Linked DNA regions of Homo sapiens: region 2 is linked to region 1. A link is a loop called in an ENCODE intact Hi-C map of the cell type or tissue named here. Cell type or tissue: GM12878. All regions are shown on one strand. Each heading gives the region's core, and the rest is flanking DNA. Links, peaks and the distances in the headings are about the cores only. Region 1 overlaps STX8 (syntaxin 8). Region 2 overlaps STX8 (syntaxin 8).

What was found. A loop is a pair of places that touch in the nucleus more often than their neighbours do. Peaks named below come from ENCODE experiments on the same cell type or tissue, not always from the same donor. Only the 100,000 strongest peaks of a DNase experiment are listed, where the experiment ranks them.
Region 2: a loop joins it to region 1, with 3 times the contacts of the local background. A loop is called at or near these places in 2 of 110 quality-filtered maps.

The regions. Positions count from the first base shown.
Region 1 is chr17:9,381,496-9,395,588 of GRCh38, forward strand. All of the region lies in intron 6 of STX8 (syntaxin 8), which reads right to left. Among named protein-coding and RNA genes, the nearest start is that of STX8, 190 kb to the right of the region's middle. In GM12878, for the core only: no CTCF peak of the experiment used is centred there; a DNase peak (open chromatin) is centred at 7,786.
Region 2 is chr17:9,283,015-9,299,858 of GRCh38, forward strand. All of the region lies in intron 7 of STX8 (syntaxin 8), which reads right to left. Among named protein-coding and RNA genes, the nearest start is that of NTN1, 270 kb to the left of the region's middle. RefSeq lists an enhancer at 7,241-7,350. In GM12878, for the core only: a CTCF peak has its summit at 9,350; DNase peaks (open chromatin) are centred at 7,067 and 9,362; H3K4me3 peaks cover 1,396 bases; H3K27ac peaks cover 442 bases.

The sequences.
Region 1 (14,093 bases), core at 4,582-12,581:
TTCTTGCCTCCTGCAGCACTTCCTACAAACCTCTTATTTATAGACCGTATAGTTATATTCTATCGATTTGTTTACATGTCTTTAACAGGAAGATTATGATACAAACTAATTTTTATTCATCCTTATACCTCCCACCCCTAGGAGAATGCCTTGTATACAGCAAGATAAAATAAATATGAAAAGATAAAGACAATGAATGGGCTGGTGGCTCACGCCTGTAATCCCAGCACTTTGGGAGGCCGAGGCGGGCGGATCACAAGGTCAGGAGTTTGAGACCAGCCTGGCCAACATGGTGGAACCCCTTCTCTGCTAAAAATACCAAAATTAGCTGGGCATGGTGGCGTGCGCCTGTAATTCCAGATACTTGGGAGGCTGAGGCAGGAGAATTGCTTGAACCCAGGAGGTGGAGGTTGCAGTGAGGTGAGATCGCATCACTGTACTCCAGCCTGGGTGACAGAGCAAGACTCTGTCTTGGGGGAAAAAACAAACAAACAAACAAACAATGTCCTAACTTATCCTTGTTTCTAGTCCTGATTCATTTTAATTCATTTTCTATACAATACTCAGAACATATTTTAATTCTCTCATATTTCAATGAATTAAAATATAAATAGCTACATGTATCGAACAACTCAGCTCTAAAGCAATAACTTAAAAAAGAAACCAAGAAAACACTCACACACACACACACACACACACACATATGCCCTGCCAAGAGGTATAGTTTTAAAATAAAAATTAACAGAAGAAATAAAATTACATACTAAAAATGTATGATTCAGGAAAGGGGTAAAGAGGAACAAAAGATAGATGGGATGAAAGGAACAGAAATACAATATCTATCTGGCATGCTTAAATTCAACTATATCAATAGTCACATTAATGTAAACAGACTAAACTTTTCAATTAAAAGACAAAGGGTATCACGCAAGATTTTTTTTCTTTTTTAAATTATACTTTAAGTTCTAGGTACATGTGCACAACGTGCAGGTTTGTTACATAGGTATACATGTGCCATGTTGGTTTGCTGCACCCATCAACTCGTCATTTACATTAGGTATTTCTCCTAATGCTATCCCTCCCCCAGCAAGATTTTTAAAAAAAGATGACACAACTATATACTTTGCTATGAAACTCACTATAAAGCATAGTGTTTGTATGAGAAAGGTGGCAAAGCTATATTAATATCAGACCAGACAGACTTCTTGAAAAGGAGTATTATTAGACATAAAAAGGAACTTTTCATCATGATGAAAGGACACATGTCAAAAATGGGAAATTCTGTCATATTTGAAAATTAAGGAAAACACTTCTGATTTCCCCACAGGGCAAAGATGAAACCACAAGAGAAAGCAGAAAGCAGAAAGAAGGACAACTGCTATAGACTGGATGTTGGTGTGCCTTCAAAATTATGTTGAAGCCTCATCACCAGTGTGATGACATTTGGATGTGGGGCCTTTGGGAGGTGAATGGTGATGAGAGTAAAGCCCGTATGAATGAACGAATCCTGTTCCATGCATGAGATTTATGACCTTATAAAAGAGTTCCTAGAGAGCATCCTCATTTCTTCCACCATGTGAAGTTACAATGAAGACAGCTGTCTATGAACCAGGAAACAGATCCTCACCAGACACCAGATCTGTAGGCACCTTGATCTTGACTCCCCAGCTTCCACAACGGTGAGAATTTCTATTGTTTATAAGCCAGCCAGTTGATGGCATTTTAATATAGCAGCTTGAATAGAACAAGACAACAACCTAGCACAAAAGTTTTTAGGATGCTACTAAAGCACGACTTATGGAAGTTTAGTGCTCTAAATGCATATATTAGTAAAGAAGAAAGATGTGAAATCAATGATCAGACTCAAGGAGCTAATAGTATGATCATCTCAATAAATGCAGACAAAGGGTATGACGAAATTCAGTGTCCATCCATGATACAAATTATCAGCAAAATAGAAACGAAAGGGAACTTCTTCAGCCTGAGGAAGGCTATCTATATTTAAAACTCTCAGAGCTAACATCATACTTACAGGTGGAACATGGAACATTTTTTATCTAAGATCAGGAACAAGGCTATGACGTCTATTCTGACAGCATCTGTTGAACATTTTATTAGAAGTCCCAGATTGTTCAATAAGGCAGGGGGGAAGAAAGCAAAAAGGTATGAAAGGGAGCTGTAAAGGTGCATTTGCAGATGACATGATTGTACACCCAGAAAACGATAAAGTCTATTTAAAAACTACTAGAACTAGTAAGTAAATCTAATAAATTTGCACATACAGTCAATAGTAAAAGGCAATATATTTCTATATACCAGTGATAAAGAACGGAGAAAAAATAAAAGTAAAAAAATCCATTATAACGGCATCAAAAGCCATATTACATACTCAGAAATAAATCTAACTGAAGATGTGTAAGACCTCTATAATAAAAACTATAAAACATTGCTGGGAGAAATGAAAGAAGGCCTAAAAAAAGGAGAACTGGCCTGACCCATATGGTAGTTCTATCTGTGGTTTTCTGAGGAACCCCCATGCTGTTCTCCATCATAGCTGTACTAGTTCACATTCCCACCTACAGTATAAAAGAGTTCCTTTTTTTCTCCACATATCCTCACCCTCATTTGTTATTTTTTTTTTTTTCATATATTGGTTGCTCATTTATAAGAGAGAACACGGTATTTTAAAGATACTGGTTCATTTTTTTTTCAATTGACAGATATCGTACAGAATTTTATACATTGAATGCAATCTTAATCAAAATTCTAGCAGGCTTTTAAAATGAAACCTGCAAGCCAATTCTAAAATTTACAAAGAAAATTATTTAGAATAACCAAAATAATCTTAACAAAGAAAAACAGGCTGGATGCGGTGGCTCACGCCTGTAATCCCAGCACTTTGGGAGGCCTAGGCGGGTGGATCATGAGGTCAGGAGATTGAGACCATCCTGGCTAACATGGTGAAACCCCGTCTCTACTAAAAATACAAAAAATTAGCCAGGCGTGATGGTGGGCTCCTGTAGTCCCAGCTACTCGGGAGGCTGAGGCAGGAGAATGGCATGAACCCGGGAGGCGGAGCTTGCAGAGAGCCAAGAAAGGCACCCACTGCACTCCAGCCTGAGCAACAGAGCGAGACTCCATCTCAAACAAAACAAAACAAAACAAAACAGAACAAAACAAGTTGGAGGTATTATGTTACCAAAATTCACAATTTATTATAAATATATACTAATCAAGAGAGTCTGATATTAGAATAAGGACAAACACATCAATGGAACAAAACAGAGTCCAGATAGACTTGTGTGTGTGTGTGTGTGTGTGTGTACATGCACACACGCACGTGCTCAATTCTCAACAAAGGAAAGAAAATTCTTTTCAACATATGGTGCTGGAAAAACTGGATATATGTATGAGGAAGTAAAAAACCCCTCAACCCTTTTCTCTCCATACCAAAAAAAAAAAAAAATTGTGATGGTTCATAGACTTAACTGTAAAACCTAGAACTGTAAAGCTTCTAAAAGAAAAAAAAAAAAGAGAGAAAATTTTTATAGCCTGGAGTAGGTAGGCAAAAATTTCTTGGACAGGACATAAAAAGACTATCCACAAAAGAAAAGAGATTGGTCAATCTGATTTAGCAAATCCTCAAAGGAAGTGATTTCTAGATTTTGTGACATCCTGATGCTCTGGGCATAGTATTCTTCCTAAAATGTAATGGGAGGACTTGGACACATGGCTTCAGTCTTTGTCTCATCAGCATTGAACACAGTTCTGTTTATATATAGTAGCATATGTAAAAGTGGACATTTTTATGATCCACGCCTCATTCTCTATCAAGAGAAATTTTCTGTTCATCCAAAGATACTATTACAAAAATTAATAAATAAGCCACAGAATGGTAGAAAATATTTGTAGAACATATATCTGACATAGTATTTGTATCTAGAGTATATAAAGATCTCCTACATATTAACAATAAAGAAAAGCTAACTTTAAAATAGGCAAAAGATCTGAACAGATGTTTTACAGAAGAAGATATACAAATGGCCAATAAACACATGAAAAACAGCTCAAATATTGTTAAGTCATTAGGGAAATGCAAATTTCAACCAAAATAAGATACTGCTTCACACTCACTACAGTGTGCAAACTAAAGACTTACAATACTAATTGTTGGGGGAAAATATGGCACAAAGGGCGCTGTACAAGTATTTGTCAATTCTCATCAAGTTAACCATATATCTACCATCTTACCCAGAAACTTTACTCCTAGGTTTTTTGTTTTTTGTTTTTTGAGGTGGCATCTTGCTCTATTACCACCCTGGAGCTGGAGTGCAGTGGCACGATCTCCGCTCACTGCAACCTCCGCTTCCGAGTTCAAGCAATTCTCCAGCCTCGCCCTCCTGAGTAGCTGGGATTTACAGGCACGCGCCACTGCGCCTGTCTAATTTTTGAATTTTTAGTAGAGACGGGGTTTCACCATGTTGGCCAGGCTGGTCTTGAACTCCTAACCTCAGGTGATCCACCTGCCTCGGCTGGGATTACAGGCATGAGCCATCATGCCTGGCTCACTCCTAGGTATTTACCAAACGGAAATAAAAGCCTATTTCTCAAAAAAAAAAAAAAAAAAGCCTGTACAAAAATATACATAGCAACCTTATTCATGAGGGCCCCAAACTAGAAACAACCCAAATATCCATCATTAGGAGAACAGAAAAGCAAATTGGGGTATATCTGTTAATGGAATACTATTCGGCAATAGAAAGCATGAGCTACTCATGCATGCCACAACTGTCTAAATCTCAAAAAGTTTTGTTGGCTAAAAATAAGAAAACAATCATTATATGCTTTGTGATTCCATTTATAAGAAATACAAGGATAAACCTAGCCTACAAAATAGACATCAGAAAGTGGTTGCCTCTGGGGTGCTTGACTAGAAAGGGACATGAGGAAACTTTCTGGGAGGATGGAAATGTTCGAAAGGTCATACAAATTCACGCAAATGGGTACAGCTGTCAAAACACACAGAAGGGAGGAAGGGAAGTCAGGAGGGAGGGAAGCAGGGAGGGAGGGAGCTGGCAGGCGGGCAGGCAGGCAGGCAGGCAAGACAAAACAAATGCCTTAGAATAACAAAATTTCAGACCTGCAAGAGTCATGCAATCACCTTGTAGTTCCTTCCCCTTTTATAACATCCCTGGCAGTGGGATGGTTAATCTTTCACCAAACACTCCCAGAGACTGGTAACATGGAAACTCATGAGAAAATCAGTTCCATGGCTGAGTTAGAGGGTGACTTTGATAATTATAAAGTCCTTTATTCTGAGCTAAAATTCTGCCTGCTCTCAACTTCTACCTTAGGTATTTCTTTTTCTTTCTTTTTTCCTCTTCTTTTTTTGAGACAGAGTTTCACTCTTGTTGCCCAGGCTGGAGTGCAGTGGCGCGATCTCAGCTCACTGCAACCTCCACCTCCCGGGTTCAAACAAGTCTCCTGCCTCAGCCTCCCAAGTAGCTGAAATTACAGGCACCCCTTAAGTATTTCTAGACCAACACAATATCAGTGTTCTTTCCTTCATAATTTTCCTCATATATCTCCTTGGTCTTCTCCTCTAGGTTAAAGATACTTAGATCCAAACTTTAGCAAACGCTCAAAGGAAGTGATTTCGAGATCTTGTGACATCCTGATGCTCTGGGCATAGTATTCTTCCTAAAAACGTGATGGGAGGACTTGGACACATAGCTTCAGTCTTTGTCTCATCAGCATTGAACACAGCTGAGTTTATATATAGTAGCATATGTAAAAGTGGGCTTTTTTTTCTTTTTGAGAGGGAGTCTTGCGCTCTGTCACTCAGGCTGGAGTGCAGTGGCACGATCTCGGCTCACTGCAAGCTCCGCCTCCCGGGTTCACGCCATTCTCCTGCCTCAGCCTCCCGAGTAATGGGACTACAGGCGCCCGCCACCACACCCGGCTAATTTTTTGTATTTTTAGTAGACACGGGTTTCACCGTGTTAGCCAAGATGGTCTCGATCTCCTGACCTCATGATCCGCCCGCCTTGGCCTTCCAAAGTGCTGGGATTACAGGCGTGAGCCACCACGCCTGGCCAAAAAGTGGGCATTTTTATGATCTGTGCCTCATTCTCTATCAAGACAGTCCACAGTAACAATCATGCTTTGTACTTGGCCTTGTAGTTGACTCTGAGCTTGGTACACTGTTCTCACGCAACCGAATACAATCAGTATTGCGTGATGCATCAACGCCACAATACATAATACAAAATTCAGGGCTAATAGCCTCTGTTACTATAAGAAAATCAAGTGCAAAATATTCCTTGTCTGACAAGAAATACAGTATGTCGGATGTTATATGTTAACTGGGTTTCTAGATAGATTTCTTTGTAAGTTTATAAATATTCATAATATGACTTAGAGGTAAATCAATAAATCTGTAGCAGATTAGATCAATGAAAACCAGTAGTCAACACTTGTAGGGATTAATGTTTTAATCTAGACCGAAAACGAAGTTTTTCATTTTGGTTGGTAAACCTCTCCTCTTTATTAGTTGTTGTTTCTAAACAACTCTATTTTTTTTTTTTTTTTTTGAGACATTACTTCGCTCTTGTTGCCCAGGCTGGAGTGCAGTGGTGTGATCTCGGCTCACTGCAACCTCCGCCTCCCAGGTTCAAGTGATTCTCATGCCTCAGCCTCCTGAGTAGCTGGGATTACAGATGCCTGCCACCACACCAGCTAATTTTTTATATTTTTAGTAGAGACAGGGTTTCATAATGTTGGCCAGGCTGGTCTCGAACTCCTGACCTCAGGTGATCCACTCACCTCTGTCTCCCAAAGTGCTGGGATTACAGGCGTGAGCCACCATGCCCGGCCTAAACAACTCTACTTTTTAAGTTATAAAAATTATTCAATAGCAGTTTATAAATGCGAGGGGAAAAAGTAAACATTATCCAAATACCCCAGTATAACAACAGTGTAATTCCCCCATGTGTTCACTACAATTTGACATAAACATATACATTTTTTCGGGCGTGGTGGCTCACGCCTGTAATCCCAGCACTTTGGGAGGCCGAGGTGGGCGGATCACCTGAGGTCGGGAGTTCAAAACCAGCCTGACCAACATGGAGAAATGCCATCTGTACTAAAAATACAAAATCAGCCGGGTGTGGTGGTGCATGCCTGTAATCCCACCTACTTAGGAGGCTGAGGCAGGAGAATTGCTTGAACCCAGGAGGCGGGGGTTACAGTGAGCCAACACAGTGCCATTGCACTCCAGCCTGGGCAACAAGAGCAAAACTCTGTCTCAAAAAAAAGAAAAAAAAAAAAAAAAACCATACATTTTCATTTAATTGCAATATATAAGCCTCCCCCATCTAATGATATCATTTGTATTTTTTCATGTAGCTACAAAGTCTTCAGTTATAATTTCTCATGGTTACAAAATATTCATTCCATAAAATAACCATTCCTTAAATAATAGCCCATTGTTGGATACTTAGAATGTTTCTATATTTCTAAATAATGAGTCTATAAATTCTTTCCTCCATTATCATTGGTTCTTTTTAATCATTTCCTTAACAAAGTGTGATTATGACTGCCTCATAAACTTTGAAACAGATTGCCAAATTACTTTTTAATAGACTTATACTGCCACTGTTGGTTTGATGGGATTCATTCCACTTGTCAGTTATGACCTCAGAAGATTTCCTAGGCCAGAGAGCCTTGGGGAATTCCCACTCTGCAGACCAGGCACTACCAAGGTGGGAATTTCCCTAACCACAGTCTATTAAGAGCAAATTAAATACAGGTTTCAGAGTATAGGTTGTGAAACAACCAGCTGACTAGTTCAGATTCCTGACTGTAGAGCCTCCAAAGAGAAACTGATACCCTGCTTCCTGGTCAGTACTTGCATTTGGTTTCACGAAGGAGCTTATATTTCAATCACATGTTAATCTGAGATATCGAGTGACATTCCAGCACAGAATGGACAAAATGGAACAACGTAAAGTATACCACAAAATGACAGCATCACAAGGATTAAGAAATATTATATGATGTCAAAATACCCGACTCCAATAATACTTCATCATTTTTCTACTCTCAATTACAGCCTCAATACATTCTATATATAGGGAGAGAGTTTGCTATATATTTTCAGATACATTTGGTGCCTTTTTATACTCATAACGGACTCATAATGGCAGTAGTAAAGTCATTATGTTATTATGCTTTTTGCTTATGTTCTTAATAATATTTGAAGACAAATGTTAAAAAAAATCTATAGTGAAGATAGAGTTTTTCTTGAGGGTATTAGTTTAATTCCCTCCGTTCCCTATAATTGATATCATACTCAAATTTATCAATGGAAACCAAAAATGGGGGGTGGTGGTGACCTCTGATAATACCGTACACTAGGAAAAGATACATTCCAGAGAACAGGGACACAAGGAAAAACCAATCTGTGACTTCTTAAAGGAAAGGTAATGCTTTGCCTATGGCATCCTATGGCAGGGAGCTGCAAGGAACTCCCGCAGATCAAAGTGGAGCCTCTGGGAACCACCCAGGCTTTGGGGACACAGGGAAAGCTCCTTTGCCTGGCAGAAATTCCCCTTGGCCACACTCGCTCACACCTTATACACAGCCAGATGGGCCAGGTTAGGCAAAAAACACAGGCTCCTTTCCGACTTCCTCTTGACCATAAACCATGGTCTCTCATCTAGGCTTAAAAATGTGTAACAGGAGTCTGGACGCAGTGGCTCAGGCCTGTAATCCCAGCACTTTGGGAGGCTGAGGTGGGCGGATCACCTGAGATCAGGAGTTGAAGACCAGCCTGACCAATCTGATGAAACCCCGTCTCTACTAAATATACAAAAATTACCTGGGCGTGGTGGTGGTTGTCTGTAATCCCAGCTACTCAGGAGGCTGAGACAGAAGAATCACTTGAACCTGGGAGGCAGAGGTTGCAGTGAGCTGAGATCGCGCCATTGCACTACGGCCTGGACAGCAAGAGCGAAACTCCGTCTCAAAAAAAAAAAAAGTGTAACACAGGGTCGGTGCGGTGGCTCATGCCTGTAATCCCAGCACTTTGGGAGGCTGTGGCAGGTGGATCACGAGGTCAGGAGTTTGAGACCAGCCTGGCCAACGTAGTGAAACCCTGTCTCTACTAAAAATACAAAAAAAAAAAAAAAATTAGCCAGGCATGGTGGTGGGCACCTGTAGTCCCAGCTACTCGGGAGGCTGAGGCAGGAGAATCACTTGAACCCGGGAGGTGGAGGTTGCAGTGAGCCGAGATCGCGCCATTGCACTCCAGCCTGGGCGACAGAGCGAGACTCCGTCTCAAAAAAAAAAAAAAAAAAAGAAGGGGGAGATATTTTAAATTAAAAGACATTAAAGAGGCAAAACAGTTAAACGCAATCTGTAATCTGATTGCTGGAGCACCCCCTCAAAAAAAAGTGACAAAACTTTATTGGGGCAATGGCAGCAATTTAAATAGAAACTCCATATTAGTCATTATTACCATATCAAAGTTAAGTTTCTTGGATATGCTAATGACACTGCAGTTATATAGGAAAACAACCTACACAGAAGAATATTAGGAGATAGATTAGGAACAGATGCCAAAGTATATAGAAGCATTACGAGACACCCTCACCTTACTTCAAACCATTCACAGGCTGGGCTCGGTGGTTCACAACTTGTAATCTCAGCACTTTGGGTGGTAGAGGCTGGTGGATCACTTGAGGTCAGGAGTTCGAGACCAGCCCGGCCAACATGGTGAAACCCTGTCTACTAAAAACACAAAAATTAGCCAGACATGGTGGTGCATGCCTGTAGTCCCAGTTACTTGGGAGGCTGAGGCAGGAGAATTGCTTGAACCTGGGAAGTGGAGGTTGCAGTGAGCGGAGATCATGCCATTGCACTCCAGCCTGGACATCACAGCAAGACTCCATCTCAAAAGAATTTAAAAATATTAAATAATAATAATTCGCTCTGGGGGGAAAAGGTACATAAATACACACACACACTCATGCAGCAACAAAAAAGCAAAACAAATGTGGCTAAACGTTAACAACTGGTGAATCTAGTAAATGAAGGGTGACCAGATATGCCTGAAGAATATACTGTTAACTTTTCTGTAGCTTTAGAAAAACCTTTAAAATAAAAAGATGAGGGAAAAAAAAAAGCCACAGACTTAGATTGGGTTACAGAAAAAGAGAGAGAGAAAAAAAAAAAGGAAACCATATTGCTATATAGATGGGAAGCATATGGCAGAGTAGGGTAACTAAAGTCCTAGATTTCACACTGGAGAAATAAAAAGGGAGCCTCAGGAGCCAAAATGCACCAGGAAGATCACAGACTGGGAGGAGCTTAGAAAAGCAACCCCTTAAAGTTGTTCATGAAGTCCTGGATTCTCCTTTGAGAAGTGCATACACGGAGCTGACCCCAAATAGTATACGTAGACATTGAGAGCTGAACTACAGGAGAGAAAACCACCCAACTCCCAGTCTGGTCACTGGCTACTGCACCTGTGGGACAGACCCAAACAGTACTGGAAAGACTTTGAAAACTTCTTCAATGGTAGTTGGAACCTGTGGCCTCAACTCAACCAGGGCAATTGCCTGCTAAAATAAAAAATATCAACATCTCTGTAGGATTTAAACCAACAGCCAGAGTCTCATAAAATAATAATCAAAATGTCCAGGATACAACGCAAAATTTTGCAGCATATGAACATCCGGAAAATTTCAAGTTGCATAAGAAACCTGGGAAAAGACAACAAGATGCCATTGCTAAGAAGCATAGTTGTTGGAGTTATCTGACAAAGACTTTAAAGCAGCTATAATAAAAATGCTGGGCCAGGCATTTTTGGGAGCTGAATCGTGATGATTGTTTGAGCCCAGGAGTTCAAGATCAGTCTGGACAACATAGTGAGAACCTGTCTCTACAAAAAATAAAAAATTAGCTGGGCATAGTGGCATGCATCTGTAGTTTCAGCTTCTCAGCAGGCTAAGAAAGGAGAATCACTTGAGCCCAGGAGGTTGAGGCTGCAGTGAGCTGTGACTGCACCACTACACTTCAGCCTGGATGACAGAGTGAGACCCTGTTTCAAAAATACAAAGTAAATAAAAATAAAAATGCTCCAAGAAGTAATGGTGAACACTCTTGAAATATAGTCTCAGCAAAGAAACAAAAAATATAGAGAAGAACCAAATGCAACTTTTGAAACTGAAAAACACAATAACCAAATTTGAAAACTCACTGGATGGGATCAATAGCAGAATGGACATGATACAGGAAAGAGGTGGTGAACTGGAAGATAGTTCCAATAAAAATGAATAGAGCCTCAAGGACCTATGGGATAATGGGAAAAAGTCAAACATTCATGCCACTGGAGTCTCAGAAGAGAGAAAAAAGAGTGTGGGCCAGAAAAAATACGTGAACAAATAATGGTTGAAAGTTTTCTAAATTTGGCAAAGAACATACACCTACATATTTGAGAAGCTCAGCAAACCCCAAACAAGATAAACACAAAGAAGTCCAGGCCACAACACATCATATCCAAATTGCTGAACACTAAAGACAAAGAAAAAAATAATTGAACACAACCAAAGAAAAACAACACATTGCTTTATAGGGGAACAAAAATTTCAAAGACTGGATTTCTCATCAAAAATCAGAGGCCAGAAGGAAGTATAGCACCAGTTTTAAAGTGCTGAAAGAAAAGAGCTATCAACACAAAATTCTATAACCAGCAAAACTATCCTTCAGCACCGAGGTGAAATAAAGATACTCTAGACGAAGAAGTACTAAGAAAATATGTTGTCAACAGATCTACTCTAAGAGAACAGCTAAAGGAAGTTCTTCAGACAGAAGAAAAACGATACCAGTAGGAAACCTGAAACGAAGGATGAACAGCAGAAATGGTAAACATTTGGATAAATATTCTCCAGCTGACTTCTCTGTTTGGTGGATGAAAACCAAACTCATACTGTCTGATCTTCAATGCACGTAAGTATAATACATAAGACAATTATATACCATAGAGCAGGGTAGGCAAATGGGCCTATAGGGTGTAAGGTTGATACACTCCATGTGAAAAGATTAGATACTGATTCTAAGTAGACTGTAAATTTTTAAGTATGTATATTGTCATCCCTAGTTACCACTAAAACAATCTATACAAAAAGCTACAGTAAATAACAAAATAGAAAAATAAAAAAGCGGTACTAAGAAGTTCATATATATGATACAATTTATATGACATTATCCCAAAGACAAAAGTTTAGTGACAGAGGACAGGTCAGTCAGTGGTTGTCAGGAGTTAGGAATGGGTGAGAGTATGGTCGGTTTACAAAAGAAACACAAGGAAGTTTCTGGAGCAATGGAATGGTTCTGGGTCCCATTTGTGTAGTGGCTAAACAAACCTACACATGTGTAAAAATTCACAGAACAACAAACACAGTCAATTTTGTTTTGTGTTAATTTAAGAATTAAAATTTAAAAATATACAAGAGAGATACAGGTAAAGGTAGAATCTAAGAGAACACAGTATGTAAAGAACAAGAGGAGGAAAAACAATAGAAGCAAAGCAAGTGGCAAAAACAAAAACAAAAACAAAACAAAGAAAAAACCCACACTGTTGTCACAGAGGGCAGCGCCGCAAGGAAGGGAGTGTGGAATTTGCCATGTCTACTGGATGGGCTACTGGGCAGTCAGTGTCAACCATGCTAAGCGCGGCTTTGGATGTGGGAGGGATGGGGAGAGAGAGCAAAGTGTCTGAATTGCAGGAATGTATACATGTCAAAGTGTGGGAATGGGAAAACAGCCAAGTCTGGACTAGTGTATTACCAAAAGCTCATATTATTTATTTATTTATTTAAATTCATTTTTTTTTTTGAGACTAAGTCTCACTCTATTGCCCAGGCTGGAGTGCAGTGACACCATCTTGGCTCACTGCAACCTCTGCCTCCCGGGTTCAAGTGATTCTCCCGAGTAGCTGGGATTACAGGCGCCCGCCACCATGCCCAGCTAACTTTTGACAGTTTAGTAGAGATGGGGTTTCACTATGTTGGCCATACTCGTCTTGAACTCCTGACCTCAAGTGATCAGCCTGCCTCAGCCTCCCAAAGTGCTGGGATTACAGGCGTGAGCCACCGCGCCTGGCCGAAAAGCTCATATTATTTAAAACCATAACAACAACTGCCAATATTTAGTAAAAATTGCCAGATGCTAAGCCATTGTTTCTCAATCTAGAGGCACAAACAGTTATAAAGTTTAAAAAAGTTTGGCCAGGCACAGTGGCTCATGCCTGTAATCCCAGCACTTTGGGAGGCCGAGGCAGGTGAATCACGAGGTCAGGAGTTTGAGACCAGCCTGGCCTGGCCTGGCCGACATGATGAAACCCCATCTCTACTAAAAATACAAAAAAATAGCTGGGCGTAGTGGCGGGCGCCGTAATCCCAACTACTCGGCAGGCTGAGGTAGGAGAATCACTTGAACCCGGGAGGCAGAGGTTGCAGTGAGCAGAGATTGCGCCACTGCACTCCAGCCCAGGTGAAAGAGCAAGACCCCGTCTCAAAAAAAAAAAAAGTTTAAACAAATTCTTCCACACCCCTCAGTATTGATGTTACTGTATTTATTTAATTAAATATAAATGTAAGTATATATTCATTATGTTTATAGCTCTTTATAGTGCTAAAACAAATATTCATATAAAAATGAAAACTACAAAACCCAAATTCTATTTAACCACAATAATTTAATGTTGAAGACAATGCGTGTTTTGGGAATCCTAAATTGTGCTTAAAACATGAATATGGCAGCTGGACGCAGTGGCTCATGCCTCTAATCCCAGCACTTTGGGAAGCTGAGGCGGGCACATCAATCACTTGAGGTAAGGAGTTCCAGACCAGACTGGCCACCATGGTAAAAATAAAAAAAATCAGCCAGGCACCTGTAATCCCATCTACTTGGGAGCCTGAGGCAAGAGAATCGCTTGAACCTGGGAGGCAGAGGTTGCAGTGAGCCCAGATCGCACCACTGCACTCCAGCCTGGGAGACGGAGCAAGACTGTCTCAAACAAAACAAAA
Region 2 (16,844 bases), core at 5,414-13,413, 98 kb before region 1:
AGAGTTTACGTATTTGCTGTAGAACCTAGATAGGGATTCCAGGGGACAAGAGAGCCCAGGACACCTGACAGGTATTCTTGATAGGAAAAACAGAGCACTCACAATTACAGATGTTGTGACCCTGGTCCAAATAATATCTTTACTCTGACAAAAAGCTGTGGACAATTAGAAATTACTTTTCTTAAACTAAAGGGTTTTTTCCTTTCTATAAATATTCAACCTTCTGTGTTTGAAATAGAATTCTCAGGCAAGGAGAGGTGGCTCGCACCTGTAATTCCAGCACTTTAGGAGGCTGAGGTGGGCGGATCACAAGGTTAGGAGTTCGAGACCAGCCTGGTCAACATGGTGAAACCCCGTCTCTACTAAAACTACAAAAATTAGCCGGGTGTGGTGGTGCGCGCCTGTAATCCCAGTTACTCAGGAGGCTGAGGCAGGAGAATCACTGAACCTGGGAGGCAGAGGTTGCAGTGAGCCAAGACCATGCCATTGCACTCCAGCCTGGGTGACAGAGCGAGACTCCATCTCAAACAAACAAACAAATAAAAGAAATAGAATTCTCAGTGTTTTCATGTCACTGGGGTTAAAGTATAAACTCAAGAAAAGTACCATGAGAACTTGGAATGTGGAGCTTTCGCAATGGATAGAACGACATTCTTTTCATTTAATAAGGTTGAACTGTATGCATCTTTCAAAATTAAAAGCAATGTTTTCAATAACTGCATGTTTCCAACAACCTTGGTCTCTATGGATTAAATTCTATTTCTTTTCATTTCTGGAATTATTTTATTAATCAAACACAAAATTATTATAGTCTACTCAGAAAAGTCTGATGGAAATTGTAACCTGAATCATATTCGAGGATTTTCTTTTGAAGCAGAAAGCCAGCAATTACAGTACTGGAAAAGGCTGTTTTACTGTGGTGTATTTCCTCGGGAGAGGAAATGATTTTTGAGAATACTGAAGCCTTTTTTATTCTAAAGTAGGCTAGCAACACCTGTACACAATCTTTCTAGACAACAATAAGACTTTTCTGAGGTTTCATGTCATGATCGTTTAATTTAATAGCTCTGAGAGTTTAAACAGGACACTCATACCTCAGTTAACTGGCATGGTCAGTGAACTGGGGATTCCAGTTAACTTAATTTTTCCATCAACTAATAGTAACCCATTTATGCAATGAAATTTCCTCAGCAGGATACAGGGGATCTGCACAGCTCTTTTCAGATATGTACAATTGTATGGTTTGTCTCTAAGTTTTCCTTTTTTAAAAAATCAGCATCTTGCCTTGTGTAAATCTTCAAATTAATAAACCAATGATCAACTACAAGACGGCTCACCAAAACAAATAAGCAAAAAAGGTTAGGTTTAACTCTGATCGTCTTAGCTAAAGAAAATAAACTACGGAGAAAATAAAATATTTTCTTCTCAATTCATACAGCATTCACTTAAGGCAATGGTCTGCACCCTGGAGATACGGAGATAAACAATACATGTTTTTTTGGACCTCAGAAGCTCACAGTTTACATATGGATAAAGTAGGAAAGTTCAGAAGATATGAGCAATGACAGTTGTTTAAAAAATTTTTTTTCTTTAAAAGTGTATAAAGCTACTCTTGTTTTTGAAAAGTCAAGGCAAATGAAACATACTTTTTGAAATAATCAGGGAAAAAAATAAGTTTAAAGTTTCCTCTAGATCTTTTAATCAGCAGAATAATAAGGACTGACTTTATATCTAGACTTCGACTTAGCAGAATTAGAAAACTTCAAAAGTCCTAGAAATATCACAGGTAAATGGGTAAAATTAACCTCAAAAAGTTTCTGACTTGACTTTCTAGGGGCCGAAACACGCAAGATCCTTCTCAGTTCTCTCCCTTAGTCTTATGTTTTAATTAACAGAGGCAAAGTTTTTCAAAGTCATGGGTGGGGCTTGCTTTATTTCCTCTGATGGTTTCCAGCAGGGAACCTTGGCCTTAGGATCTTAAGTTTTCTGGAATACTAGGTTCCATTCTCCCAGCTTCCCAGGCCCCACCCCCCTGGAGATTCTGATTCAGCGGTTCCGGGAGAGGGCCCAGGAATTTGTATTTTTAGTAAGAGCATCGTGTGATTCTTATCATCAGGGAAATCTGGACACTATGGATAATAACAATTTGCCCACGAATCACAGGTTGTGGGTAGGGCTTAGAGAGAAAAACAGATTCCCAGGCCCCAAGGCTCAGGGAATCAGCTTCAGGAAGCCTGGGCTCAGACTCAGGAATCTGCATTTCTAACAAACACCTCAGGCAACATCTGGTGGACGGAAACACTGTCTTTGGTGCTGAGCCACCAAACTCTATTCTGCAGGTGTTGGATATAAAACAACCAGAATCAGCAGAAACCAGTGTAGAGGTCCAAAGTAGTGATAAAAAAAAAAAAAAAAAAGGAGAAACATCTGGGACATCTCCGTCTACCTGAGGCCCTGGACTGCTGGGTGTCTTCAATACCACATTTCCTGGTCTGACCTAGATGGGCCTTTTCTCTAAGGCCGGCCTCCAGAAGCCAGGGTGAAGCCCAGAACATTACACACAATGAGATGCCCATCTGTTCCTGCATGGGGCAGATCGAGGGTGCCTATTTATCCAAGCCTGGTAGTCCCAAACAGTGATCACCCTGGTTAAATAAATACAAAAAGGCAAAACATCTTTTGGAATTGTTACATGCTGGTTATATCATGCCTGAAAATTGCAAATGAAACTAGTACATGTACCAATGCCTGGTCATAAATGAACACATTGTTTACTACAAATTCTGCTGAAATAAACCTGTCTTCACATACAGTTGCTAAGGCACTTGTGCTTAGAAAAACAAATACTTTAAAGACAAACAATACCTTCACATTTTCCCTTCAAAAGTGACTAATTTACTCAATACTTCTGAAAAATTGTAACGAACTTCTTCTGGAATCCCCATATTACCGCATCCCACACTTGCCAATAACTATATGGAGCGCTTTGGAAACGCCGAGGGAAATAGCAGACTTGGTAAGGCTTAAAAAAAAAAATAAGGCAAGATCATAGATGGGATGAAAAACTCAACTTGAATGCTTCCCCGTGAAGTCAGTCTACGTTTGATCCAAATGGTTGAACTCCAAAAGCACCTCAGCAGTTCAGCTCTCTTGATTTCAAACCCCTGCCCACATGGCTCAAATTTGCAACTTAAATATTCGGTATGAAAACGAAAGTTATTTAACTGTTAGCACAGGCTCTCTTCTCCAAAAGAGAGTAGGAAGGGCATACGTTTCGGCCCACACACATACGCCGATCTTTGACTTCTAAATATCAGGGCACAACACACACAATTATTTTGGCTTTGGGAGACAACACTGTCTGTTATGTTGGGGTGGGTAGTTACAAAAAAATATTGTCTTGAACACTGCCAGAGCTGACGATTTTATGCATGTGTAGTACAAACGGTTCTTTTTCATTTTGGAAAGAAAAAGCACTTAAAAAAGGTTTGGTAGGGAGGCTCTGCAGCGATATTTCACCTCAATACATCTTTCAAGTTTGATAGCTTGTAAGCTCACGGCTTTGGTTCTTGTCTTCAACCTTCAGACAACTCTAAGCTGGCTACAGCAGCTGCAGAGGCTGAGTCTTTAAATGAAATAAAGAAATAATTGCTTCAGGGAACAAAGGGAAGCAAAAAAAAAAAAAAAAAAGTCCTGTTAGCTGAACTATGTGGCCCCTTGGGACGGTGTGTGGTGTGTATTCCTGATGAATATTGTTCGGTGTGGTAAAGGAATCCCTGCAAAACCCCAGAGACTCAGAAAAAGGGTGGCGTGGTAGTAGAAACAGTGGGCTTCAGAGGTGTACCTGGGTTCGAGCTGAGGCTATGCCACTGACCAGCTACGTGACCTTGAGCACTGGCCCTCACCTCTCAGGGTCTTTGCCTCTTGTCTGTGATATGGGAATGACATTACCTGTCTCACGGGGCTGTAAATGAGGCCTGGAAGGATGATGTATGTCATGTGTTGATTTCACGTGGGCAAACTGAATGCCCTTGGTTATCTCTCCCCGCTCCCCAAACTCTACTAGTGGGGAATGGTATAAATATATAAACCAAAAGAACAGGAGAGAAAATGACATCCCATCAGATACAGCAACAAAATGTCAGGAGATGGAAAGCAGATGGATAAGTCATCAGTGTCTTACAGTAGATGACGATGAAACCTAAACAGCAGATTTGGGGTGGGGCAGGCTCCATCAGGTTCTCCTGCAGGTGAGGCTAAAAACAGGGGGACTAGTTAAAGACTATATGAGGGCCAGATGCACCCCAGGTCCCTGCCACCACCGCACACAATCAGGCAAACTACCTCTCCCCTATCTTCTCAGGAGAGATGTTCACAGGTGAAACTGGACTGGGGAGCTTGAAACATGGGGGCAACAGGCACAGAAGAAGAAAGGGATATGACGAGATGCTGGAAATAGGGAGATGAAATCCTGGTTTTCATAGGGCATGAGAAGCTGGCTGTCCCCTCTTCCTGTTTGGCTCCCAGACAATTAACAGCCAAGTTTCCACTCATTAGGGGGGACTACAGGGCTCCTCTCAGCAGTGATGGACTAAACAAAGACAAAAGAAATGCAGATAGTCCTGTTTGGGATCCCCAATCAATGACTAGGTCCTCCCCTGCCTGATAATGCTTCTGTGAAATCTGCAATTCAACAGATCCCACCCATGCCTATAGAACTTTCATATGTCTTTTTACATTCTTTTTTTTTTGTTTTGAGATGGAGGCTCACTCGGTCGCCAGACTGGAGTGAAGTGGCACATCTCGGCTCACTGCAACCTCTGCCTTCTGGGTTCAAGTGACTGTCCTGCCTCAGCCTCCCAAGTAGCTGGGATTACAGGTGAGCACCACCACGCCCAGCTAATTTGGTATTTTTGGTAGAGACAGGGTTTCACCATGTTGGCCAGGATGGTTTCAATCTCTTGACCTTGTGATCCACCCGCCTCGGCTTCCCAAAGTGCTGGGATTACAGGTGTGAGCCACCATGCCTGGCCTACATTCTTTAACATTAATGGGTAGCCAAGCATCACTAGACATTTGACAAGGGGGGGGGGGGGGAGAAAAGCAAAACAAACAAACAAACAAACAAAAAAAAAAAAAACCAAAAACAAAAAACCAACCTTCCCCCTGAAAAAAAAAAAAACAGAAAAAGGAATCCAATGACAAGATACAACGCAAAGAACAGAAGAAAATGTGAAAGAAACAATAATTACAATTATCATAGAGATAAAATATGTAATATCTATGAAATTAGAACAGAATAAATTAAAAAATCAGAAAGCCTTGGAGTGAAAAAGGAAGACAGCAGCTATAAAGAATTTCAATGGGCCGGGCGCGGTGGCTCACGCCTGTAATCCCAGCACTTTGGGAGGCCGAGACGGGTGGATCACGAGATCAAGAGATCGAGACCATCCTGGCTAACGCGGTGAAACCCCGTCTCTACTAAAATGACAAAAAAATTAGCCGGGCGTGGTGGCAGGCGCCTGTAGTCCCAGCTACTCGGGAGGCTGAGGCAGGAGAATGCCGTGAACCCGGGAGGTGGAGCTTGCAGTGAGCCGAGATCGCGCCACTGCACTCCAGCCTGGGTGACAGAGTGAGACTCCGTCTCGAAATAAATAAATAAAATAAATAAATAAATAAATAAATAAATAAAAGAATTTCAATGGAAGAATTTTAAGACTCACTTGAAGAAATGAACAAAACAACCAAAAAATGAAAGACAGAAGAGAAAATAAGGAAATTCAAGGATTAAACTATGAAACCCAATATCCAATTAAGGGGTGCAGCAGAAGGAAAGAAAAGAGAAAACACAGGAGGTAATCATGAAAGCTATAAGAAAATGTTTTGAGAACTGAAGGACATGAATTTTCAAACTGAAGCGTTCACAAAATACCCAACACAATAACGGGGGTAAGCGGGGAAGTTATGCTAAGGCCTTCTGTGTGAAATTTAGGATGCTGGGACTAAAGAGATGCTCCTAAGAGCAAAATAGGATGTACAACAAGGTTCTGGAATCAGACAGGCACTGGACTTCTCTATGGCAATACCGGAAGCTAGTAGTCAAGGCAAGATGCCTCCAAAATTTGGAGTGCAAATTGTTTCCGGCCTAAAATTTTATATGCAGTCAATCAATCAACAACAAGGGAGATAATAAAGATAGTTTTGGACAAGTACTATCTCAAGAAAATTTATTTCCCAAGTACTCTTTCTTAGAAAGCTAGGGGAGGCTTAAGGGGGTAAATCAAGCAAGAAAATGAGTTCCAGGAATGAAGGGCTCCAAAAGAAGAAAGAGTTGATGGAAAGTCTCAAGAAGATATTAAGAAGGCCTAGCAGAGGAGTGCTGTCCTAGACAGCTACCAGTTTGGACTGGTTTAGAAGGACGAGGACTCCAGGAGAGCTGACCCCAAGGAAAATATAAAAAAGACAGATTATTTGATGTGCATCTGACGATACCCACAAATTTTTTTTTTTTTTAGTTTGGTAGTAATTTAGGGCAAGAATTATAATAGACAAAGGGGAAAATCCATCCTGGCTAACATGGTGAAACCCCATCTCTACTAAAAAAAAAAACAAAAAATCAGCTGGGTGTGGTGGCGGGCGCCTGTAGTCCCAGCTACTCGGGAGGCTGAGGCAGGAGAATGGCATGAACCCGGGAGGTGGAGCTTGCAGTGAGTCGGGATCGCGCCACTGCAGTCCAGCCTGGGTGACAGAGCAAGACTCCGTCTCAAAAAAACAAAAACAAAACAAAACACACAAAGGGAAAAATGACAATAAGTTCCAAAAAAACACAAAATATTGCATGAGAAAGGAGATCTAATTACAATAAACTACGTAGCTCTGTTAATGATATTGATATGGTCAAAATGAAAACAATGAGTGATAACTAACAATTGTAGTTTAACTCTGTTGGTAGCACAGAGAAAGAAGTGTGAGTGCCTGAGCATGTGTGTGGGCGGACAATGAAAGAACTAATCATTTCCCACAGGAGGAAGTTAAGAGACAGCTTCTAGAATTGCAAGCAAATCGAGTCATGTCAGTACAAGTACATTATTTAGAAATAAGAAAGCAAAACCAAGAAGAGAGTGTGAAAGAGTTGAAAGTACCTTCCTTTGGAGAGTGGGGTGTAGGGGAAGGAAGGTGAAACAGGTGACTCTTGCTTTCTGTTTTCTCTTTTGAAATACACCCTGCACTATTTGTCTTTTTAAATTATGCCATTATTTTGACTCATCACCAGGTGAAAGTCTATGTCAAATGCATGCCACTGTGTGTGGATTGAGGGCAGGTGTAGGGCAGGATGGGGGTGAGTGCCACCTGCATCTGAACGCCATGGAACACGCAGGTATTGGGTGTTAGAGACAGAAGAGAACACACATTCATTACACTCTCCTCTTGGCTGCTCAGCAAGCACGTGTGCGCGTATACGCACAAACACACACACAGGTATATACAATTTCAAGCAAATTTGATACATTTATCAAAATATAATTATCCCAAGCACAACCAAAACTGCATTCACTTCCTTCCCAACGGGAGAAAAATCTCAAATCACATCTTGCTACAGTATAGCGAGGGAAGGAGGGGCCTCTGTGGTACAAGTCCCAGATCTCTGGTTAATGGTCATCTTCTCAACCCAGTTCATAAATAGTTCTCCATATTATGACCAAGTAATTTAGTTATTTCCAATATATCCGATATATACCTGTAGACAAATGCCCTGAGGATGCTACCAAAAGCTCCTGTTTGGAAAAGGGGAAAGGCACACATTGCCACCCAGTCCAGGACGTACATGCTTCTTATTAGGGTGCAGTAACCCTGTCCCCTGGGAGGCTCATTCTTGTCTAATGTCCTCTGCTGAAAAAGACAACCCTTTGGGGGTTTCCGCACTACCTAAGGTCAGCTTCAAAAAGGGAATGTTGCATAGCCATGGTGAACATGGAACAAGTTCTAGGAAGAAATGAGGATCCAGAAGTAGAATCAACCCGAACAAATATTACTGTCAACCAAATAGAGTTTGTGTGTGTTGTATAAAATCACTGTAGAATTATATGCTTCAATTACTGAGATTAAATATTCAGTATCAGGAAAAAGCTTGCCTTTCTTAAAAAGTATGTTTTGGCTGGGCGCAGTGGCTCACACCTCCCAGCACTTTGGGAGGCCGAAGCCGAAAAGTCACCCGAGCCGAGGAGTTCACGACTAACCTGGGCAACATGGTGAAACCTCGTGTCCACTAAAAACACAAAACATTAGCTGGGTGTGGTGGTGGGTACCTGTAGTCCCAGCTACTCAGGAGGGAGGGAGGATCACCTAAGCCTGGGAATTTGAAGCTGCAGTGAGCCATGATCACGCCACTGCACTCCAGCATGGGCGATGGGAGTGAGACTCGGTCTCAAAAAAAAAAAAAAAAAAAGTATGTTTCTTTCCTTTCCTATTAAATACTTCCATTGTGGTACACATCATATTTCCCTTTCTGTGTTGGTTTTCCAAGATTCTATCCTCAGTGCTAAATTTAATGCTCAAATATGGTATTAGTTTAGGAATTGGACATATTTTATTTACGTTCTCTTCTACATGTAAACATTTTCTATTCTTTAACAGCTTTGAGATTTTATATATACATACATCTTTTATTGTAAACTACCCATGTCCTCTTTGGAATACATAGGTCACAAATTATAAATAAAATCTATCTTGGGATAGGATTTGAGCTATCTTTGCTAAACTGCCCTACAAGATTCCTAGAGATTGAGGTTGGGGAAGAAACTGGGCTTTGAACAGTCCAAAGGCTCCGCTAGCCAGTCTTTATTGCTTGCTGTTTTATCTTAAGTCTGGTTCTGCAGGCTAAACTCTGTGAACGTATTCATTTATTTATGCTTTTGTGTATATTTTGGTGTTGTTTCCAAGGAAAAGTTCTCTTTCAAATCCTCCCGCCTTGCCTTAGTTGAACTAAGGAGAAGTGGGATTTTCTCCTGTGTTGATGTGTTCCTGAGTGTTGGATGGGGTGCTGCCAGCTAACCAGACCAGGACTAGAGCTAAGGAAGAAGCTGCTGGAGCTGGGGCAGAGGCACTGGGAATCCAGGAGGTACAGGACTGGCCCAGAGGTGGATGGACGGAGTCCCTGCCCACAGGGCAATTCCTTTACACAAAGAAGAACCTCAGACAAATAAATGGGTACTAAACATATGAACGATATAAGGGTAGAGCAAAGGCATCCTGGAAGTCAGTGTCACGGTCTCCACCGTGGGGCCTGTCCGTGGGGCTTCAGCATTCACTGGCGTGGGAGACCTGCAGCTTAGGTGTGTCACCACCGTGTGGTGGAAGGGAGAGTGACAGGCATACAGAGCCCAGTGGGTTCCCAGTTCAGAGATTTATGGTGCTTTTCTAAGCCACAGCTTGAACAAAAATAGAATCTGTTTATTAAACTTGTCTCTTTCATAACACAACACAGACTTCAGAAAGATAACTTTACAGCAGACAAAATAAAGAGGAGGCACTCATATTTCTCCAGCTACCTGCTAATGGCTAATCTCGAGCATGCTTTATTCTGAGGCCTACAGGAAGGAGTTTCCTCCTCTCACCTCCAACTAAAAAGAATCCCCTTTCTTTACTTTGGCATTGAACCCCTTCAGCAGCACAGCTCACAGTCCTGGCCCTGGCTTACTAGGGCTTGCAGAATCATCTTGCTTCACCAAGCTGGTTTGGAAGCAGCAGAATTTCCTCTTGAGCCAACAAGTCTTCCCCTCGCTGAATGCTCTCTGGCTGTTTCTAAGAATGTGCTCTGCAGTTCCCATGCCCCAAGTCCTCAGATGCCACTAGCTATTCAGCTCTCATGCCCCCCATCTTCTCTCCAAACACAAGGCCTTACACCCAACCAGCAAGCAACTCTAGGAAGATTATTTTCAAGACAGATTAAAGTAACCTGACAGAAAATAGAACAAAACATGAATATCCGGTATCATCATGGATACTGGTTGGTTAAGCAAATTTAAATTCATTTCACCAATATTATTGAATTGGGTACAATCACTAAATAACCACTGGGACACAGCAGCCAGGGACCTCCATGTCTCCTAGGTAGATAAAGAAAAATAATAATGAATAGTGAGAGCATTTACAAAGTGCCAAGCATTGTTCTGAAGAATACACATGCTATAATTCATTTCACCCTCACAAATCTCCCAATGTTGGGTAGATCCCATGAATACTTCTAGTTTCTAGGCAGTATTCTAGGAGTATCTAAGGGATGCTCGAGGTCTCACAGCTGGTAACCAATGGAGCTGGATTCCAATCCAGAAAGTCAGATTGTAGACCCCTCAAAACAGTGTCTGCAGCCACTGCCTTACACGGCTTCCTGGGGAAGTCATCCCCTACCTGTAATCAGCTTATGAGGACCTCACAGAAGATGTGGAATTTTAGAGACTTTTTTTTTTTTTAATGAGAACATTATAACTTGGGCATGAGGTAGCTATGAAGAATTCTCAAAGACCTGATTAAGGTCCTTGGATAAGTGATGACAGTGAGATAGGAGGTGTAAGAAGGTCCGGCGGTCTACCCAGAAAATGTTACCATAAAAATAGAATACTGTCATTAATTTTGAAGTGAATACGACACTTTGTACTTTGCAAAGAACCGTGACATATATGTTATCCATTTTAAGCTTTGCAGTAACCCCAGATGTCATGTTTAACTTTTTATGTGGTCACCATTTATAGTACTTTTTTTTTTTTTTGAGATGGAGTCTCTGTCTGTCGCCCAGGCTGGAGTGCAGCGGCACGATCTTGGCTCACTGCAAGCTCCGCCTCCCGGGTTCACGCCATTCTGCTGTCTCAGCCTCCCAAGTACCTGGGACTACAGGCACCCGCCACCACGCCTGGCTAATTTTTTTTTTGTATTTTTAGTAGAGACGGGGTTTCACCGTGTTAGCCAGGATGGTCTCGATTTCCTGACCTAGTGATCTGCCCGTCTCGGCCTCCCAAAGTGCTGGGATTACAGGCGTGAGCCACTGCCCCTGGCCCAAGTCTTATTTTCTCCATCTTATAGATGAAGCAAATGATGAAGATTCCACGGCTAGCCTAGAGGTGGCCTAGGGTTTGGGTCTTCTGATGTCTATTGCAGTGCTGTTGGTCACATCTTGCTAATTTGGCCCCAGGGTCAGCAAAGAACTCTTAGTGAGAGAGATGGCGTAACACAAGATAGGAAGGAAAGGAAAGATATGAAGTCTGGCTGGAAGGCCTAATGGTGATAAAGTGAAAGAGGAAGAGAACTCGTATTTTCTGAGCCCTTACTATGTGCAAAACCCTATGGTGGGCCTCAATGGCTCAGGAAAGCTGGAAATACAACAGAATCACTGAAAGAGAAGATTCCTGCATGGAAGGCAACTGTTGCTTCTCCATCAGGATCAGCTCTGAGTGAGGGTGGAACATCTGAAGCCAGGCGTTTCATAAACAGGAGCTTTGGCAGTCTTACACTCTTTAGAGCAGACAACAAGGAGCAGACAGGAATCAGGAATCGCTCCTTAGAGACTTCCAGGGATGGGAAGAATGCATGGGAAAGGATTCTTAAGAAGGTGTGTGCAGAGGAGGGTACTTCATTGATGAAACATAAGGAAGAACTAGGGGCCAGGGAAACTCTAGTGTTGGTAAGCATTATGGACTGAATCGTATCACCCCAACATTCATATGTTGAAGCCCAAATCCTCAATGTAACTGTATTTGGAGACAGGAACTTTGAAAATGTAATGAAAATGAAAATGAGGTCATAAGAGTGGGGTACTAGTCCAATAGGACTGATGTCATTATAAGAAGAGGAAGAGACACCAGAGGGCTCTTTCCTTCTCTGAACTTGCATACTCTGAGCATGCACAGAGGAAAGGCCACGTGAGCACAGAGCAAGAAGGCAGCCATCTGCAACCCAAGGACAGAAGCCTCAGCAGAAACCGACCCTGCTGGCACCCTGATCTTGGATTTCTAATCTCCAGAATTCTGAGAGAATAAACTTCTGTTGGCTAAGCAACCCCGCCTGGTATTTTGTTATGGCAGCTTGAGCAGACTAATGGAGTGAGCCTTGTTGGCCCTGCCACCTCCCTGGCTCTTGGCCAACACTAATTTATATTTGAAAACTCAGAGTCACCTCTTCTATGAGGTCTTTCTCATTCATCCTAGCCATTTCTTCCTTGATGCCTCCTCTCTATGTGAAGGGATCTTATCTTAGAACCCATAACACTTTATTGACTTAGTCTTTTTTAAAACAAGCCTAACTGTTCCTATTAGACTCCGAGCCCCTTGAAAGAAGAGACCACCTTAGTCAACTTTATAGTCCTGGTCCCTAGCATGTAGCAGACATTCAATAATTGTTTATAGACAAATTAAAGAAATGAACAAATCTAGGATATTATCTTGAAAATGTAGGCTGGGACCAGGCACGGTGGCTCACACCAGTAATCCCAGCACTTTCGGGAGCTGAGGCGGGCAAATCACGAGGTCAGGAGTTCGAGACCAGCCTGGCCAACAGGTGAAATCCCGTCTCTACTAAAAATACAAAAAATTAGCTGGGCGTGGTGGCAGGTGCCTGTAATTCCAGTTACTCGGGAGGCTGAGGCAGGAGAATCACTTGAAACCAGGAGGCAGAGGTTGCAGTGAGCCAAGATCGCGCCACCGCACTCCAGCGTGACGACAGAATGAGATTCCGTCCCCCCTCCCCCCCAAAAAAAGGAGGCTGGGTGCAGTGGCTCATGCCTGTAATCCCAGCACTTTGGGAGGCCAAGACAGGTGGATCACCTGAGGTCAGGAGTTCGAGACCAGCCTGGCCAACATGGTGAAACCCCATCTCTACCAAAAATACAAAAAATTAGCCAGGTGTGGCCAGGCGCAGTGGCTCATGCCTGTAATCCCAGCACTTTGGGAGGCCAAGGCGGGCGGATCACGAGGTCAGGAGATTGAGACCATCCTGGCTAACACGGTGAAACCCTGCCTCTGCTAAAAATACAAAAAATTAGCCGGGGGCGGTGGCGGGTGCCTGTAGTCCCAGCTACTCAGGAGGCTGAGGCAGGAGAATGGCGCGAACCCGGGAGGCGGAGATTGCAGTGAGCCGAGATCGTGCTACTGTACTCCAGCCTGGGAGACAGAGTGAGACTCCGTCTCAAAAAAATTAGCCAGGCATGGTGGTGCATGCCTGTAATCCCAGCTACTCGGGAGGCTGAGGCAGGAGAATGGCGCGAACCTGGGAGGCAGAGCTTGCAGTGAGCTGAGATCGCACCACTGCACTCCAGCCTGGGCGACAGAGACTCTGTCTCAAAAAAATTAGCCAGGCGTGGTGGTGCGTGCCTGTAATCCCAGCTACTTGGGAGGCTGTGGCAGGAGAATAGCTTGAACCTGGGAGGTGGAGGTTGCAGTGAACCAAGATCACACCACTGCATTCCAGCCTAGGCAACGAGAGTGAAACTCCATCTCTCAAAAAAAAAAAAAAATGTATATTAGTGTAAATGTAAATGTTATGACATGATTAATTAATGAATTCATTCATTCAACAATAAACTTGTAAATGGCTGGAAGGAAAAAAAGAAGTAAATTGTTGAAAGACTAAAAAAAAAAAAAAACAAACCAAGGGCATTTCTAGATAGCGAAGACATGACAAAATGAAGGATTAGCTGGATTAGCTGTGTAAGTGAATATAAAGCAGTTATTTGTAGTAACCGCTTGCCATGCAGTATGATTTTAATTATACTTAAATGTAAAGGATAGCTGTACAGAGTAGGGGCTGTGTGAGCTCCAAGGTGAGACAAAGGTGGTGGCTGAATCCTGCCTCTGCTAATACTAGTTGGGTGATTTTAGACAAGTTACTAAACTTCTCTGGGCCTCATCTCATTATTTTTTTCAACATAAATCTTACTCAAGTATAATACATATACAGAAAATTACATAAGCTGTCAAGAGACAAGCTCAATGAATTTACTAGTTGCCTTATCTTGTAAATGGGAAGAATAACAGCATCTGTTCATACAGGACAGGTATGAGGACTTCATGACATGATGCTTTGGAAGCATTTGGCATGGTGTCCAATGCACAGTGAACCTCCAAAAACGTCAGCTCTCATTTATGTTTACCTCATTAAACTGCAATCTTAACTTGATGTAGAGATGTTCAAACCTTGTATCATTTTGCATACAGTCTGATAGCATATGCCCAGAGTTTGCAAAAAAAAAAAAAAAAGAAAAAAAAAGAAAAAGTGAATCCTGCTCCTAATGTGGTTTAGTGAGTATAGAAACTCATCTTTAGAACTGAGTATGAGAATCTCATCACTGTCACCCTTCCTGCCACTCCCACTTAATGGAATGATTCTTCATCTACTTAAAATGCCAAGGAAGCTTAGAGTCAGGGCCAGAGGTGGCAACAAAATGGATGTGGAGATGCTTCCTTGGTTGGTACATGAAAGAGAGAAAGACATCTTTTATTTCAGCATTCGTGACTTCTCATACAAGCTGAATAGAGGTCATCATTCCAGGGCTAGGCAACAGCAAGTACTCAATAAATGTTTGTTAGCCGGATGCAGTAGCTCACGCCTATGGTTCCCATTACCTGGGAGGCTGAAGCAGGAGGACTGCTTGAGCCCAAGAGTTCAAAACCACCCTGGGCAACACGGCAAGACCCTATCTCTAAAGAAATAAAAATAACAGTAAAATTAGCCAGGCATGGTGGCACACACCTGTAGTCCCAGCTGCCTGGGAGGTTGAGGCAGGAGAATCACTTGAGCCCAGGAGGTCAAGACTAGCCTAGGTGATATAGTGAGTGTCTGTCTCTCAATAAATGAATGTTTGTTAGCTGGGGATGCAGCAGGAGCATCTTCTGAAAGAAGGGCAAGTTGGGACCCCACTGTATCTTAAGCGGTGTTCCTATAAACAAAGTTATTCCATGTACCTAGCAAGGGTGGACCAAGTGGTTACCTAAATAGAGATGACCTGATGGGTAAAAAGAAGTCCTTTCTTTTCCCAAGTGTCTTCCCCAAACAGCTTCAGGATACCCAAAATTCCACTGCTGGTAGATTCCTGTTTGTCACAGTCAGCCTCCTCCTCCGTTCCCATTTAAAATGGAAATGTCACTGGCTGGGAAAGCACACTCTGTTTCTGACGTGGGAGCATGGATGAACTGATGGGAGTCCTTTCCTCTTGAGCAGAAGAAGATGGACAGTAAAAGTGTCAGTGACTGAAGGAAGCATGGATGTGAGCACATGTGGAGCGTGAGTTGGCGGAGGTGGAACTTTCTGACCTCTGTACTTTGGCCAGCCCAGCCCTGGCACCCACAGGCACAGGAGAGTTCCTGGCAATGGAAAGGCTGATGAGGAAATCAGCTCAGGTTTTCCTAAGTGCTCTTCCAACATCTTCCTTCCACTGCCACGTGCACTCCTGCTTTGTCTTTCCCTCTTCCAAGTAACTCTCTGTGAGCAAATGTACTTCTGTTATTCCACTTTAAAAACCAAAAAAACCGGGCCAGCCATGGTGGCTCACGCCTGTAATCCCAGTACTTTGGGAGGCCAAGGTGGGTAGATCACCTGAGGTCAGGAGACTGAGACCATCCTGGCCAACATGGTGAAACCCCGTCTCTACTAAAAATACAAAAATTAGCCGGGTGTGGTGGCGGACATCTGTAATCCCAGCTACTCAGGAGACTGAGGCAGAAGAATTGCTTGAAACCAGAAGGCGGAGGTTGCAGTGAGCCGAGATCACGCCACTGCACTCCAGTCTAGGCAACAAGAGCGAAACTCTGTCTCAAAAACAAACAAAACAAAACAAAACAAAACCAAACCAAACCTGAGTAGCATCTGTCCTTGCAAGCATTCCTTTGCAACTCCTCAGAAGATCCAGGCTCTTCTAAGTAGCAGCAGCAGATGTGGCTTAAAACAAGATGCTTGAGGGGAATTTACAGTCTGTGACCAATTAGCCAGATGCACTCACCTTCCCACCTGGTTTTTCTCTTGTCGGTGTTTTGCGAGCCCTCTCTCACTTTCCTTGATTCTCTGTTGGTAGAAGGTCATTTCCCTTTGGCCTAGGAGTTTGCAGTCTGAGGCCATCTTGGGTTCACATCTGCTTCTGGACTTCAGATGGCACTGGTGACCAACACAAGCCTTCTCCAACACACACTCACGCAGGCACAGTGACCTTTTCTCCCGGATGCATAGCTCATCATAGTTTTCCACATTTTTTTTGTGAATTCCAACTTCAGATGGTGCAAATGTGGTCACATGGTTAATTCCCAATCTATGCTATACAGAATGCTGAGCCTTACTGTGTCTGCATGTCATTTCCCAAGCAAACCGAGGAACTGTATTTCAGCCACAAAACCTCGATGATTTGGAAGGAAAAGAGGGGATTGCCTGCGTCCGTCTTCATTCTTACGCTTTTTTTTTTTTTTTTTTTTTGAGACAAGAGTCTCACTCTGTCGCCCAGGCTAGAGTGCAGTGGCGCGATCTGGGCTCACTGCAAGCTCTGCCTCCCAGGTTCACACCATTCTCCTGCCTCAGCCTCCTGAGTAGCTGGGACTACAGGCGCCCGCCACCACACCCGGCTAATTTTTTGTATTTTTAGTAGAGACAGGGTTTCACCGTGTTAGCCAGGATGGTCTCAATCTCCTGCCCTCGTGATCTACTGCCTCAGCCTCCCAAAGTGCAGGGATTACAGGTGTGAGCCACCGTGCTCGGGCCATTCTTACATTATTTAATACTGGTCATACCACTTCCTGCTTCCAGTCAGTGAAGTAGAGTTACCGCTGTGTCTAGAAGCTACCGCTTTAGGCTATTTGTTACTCTAAATGTAATGT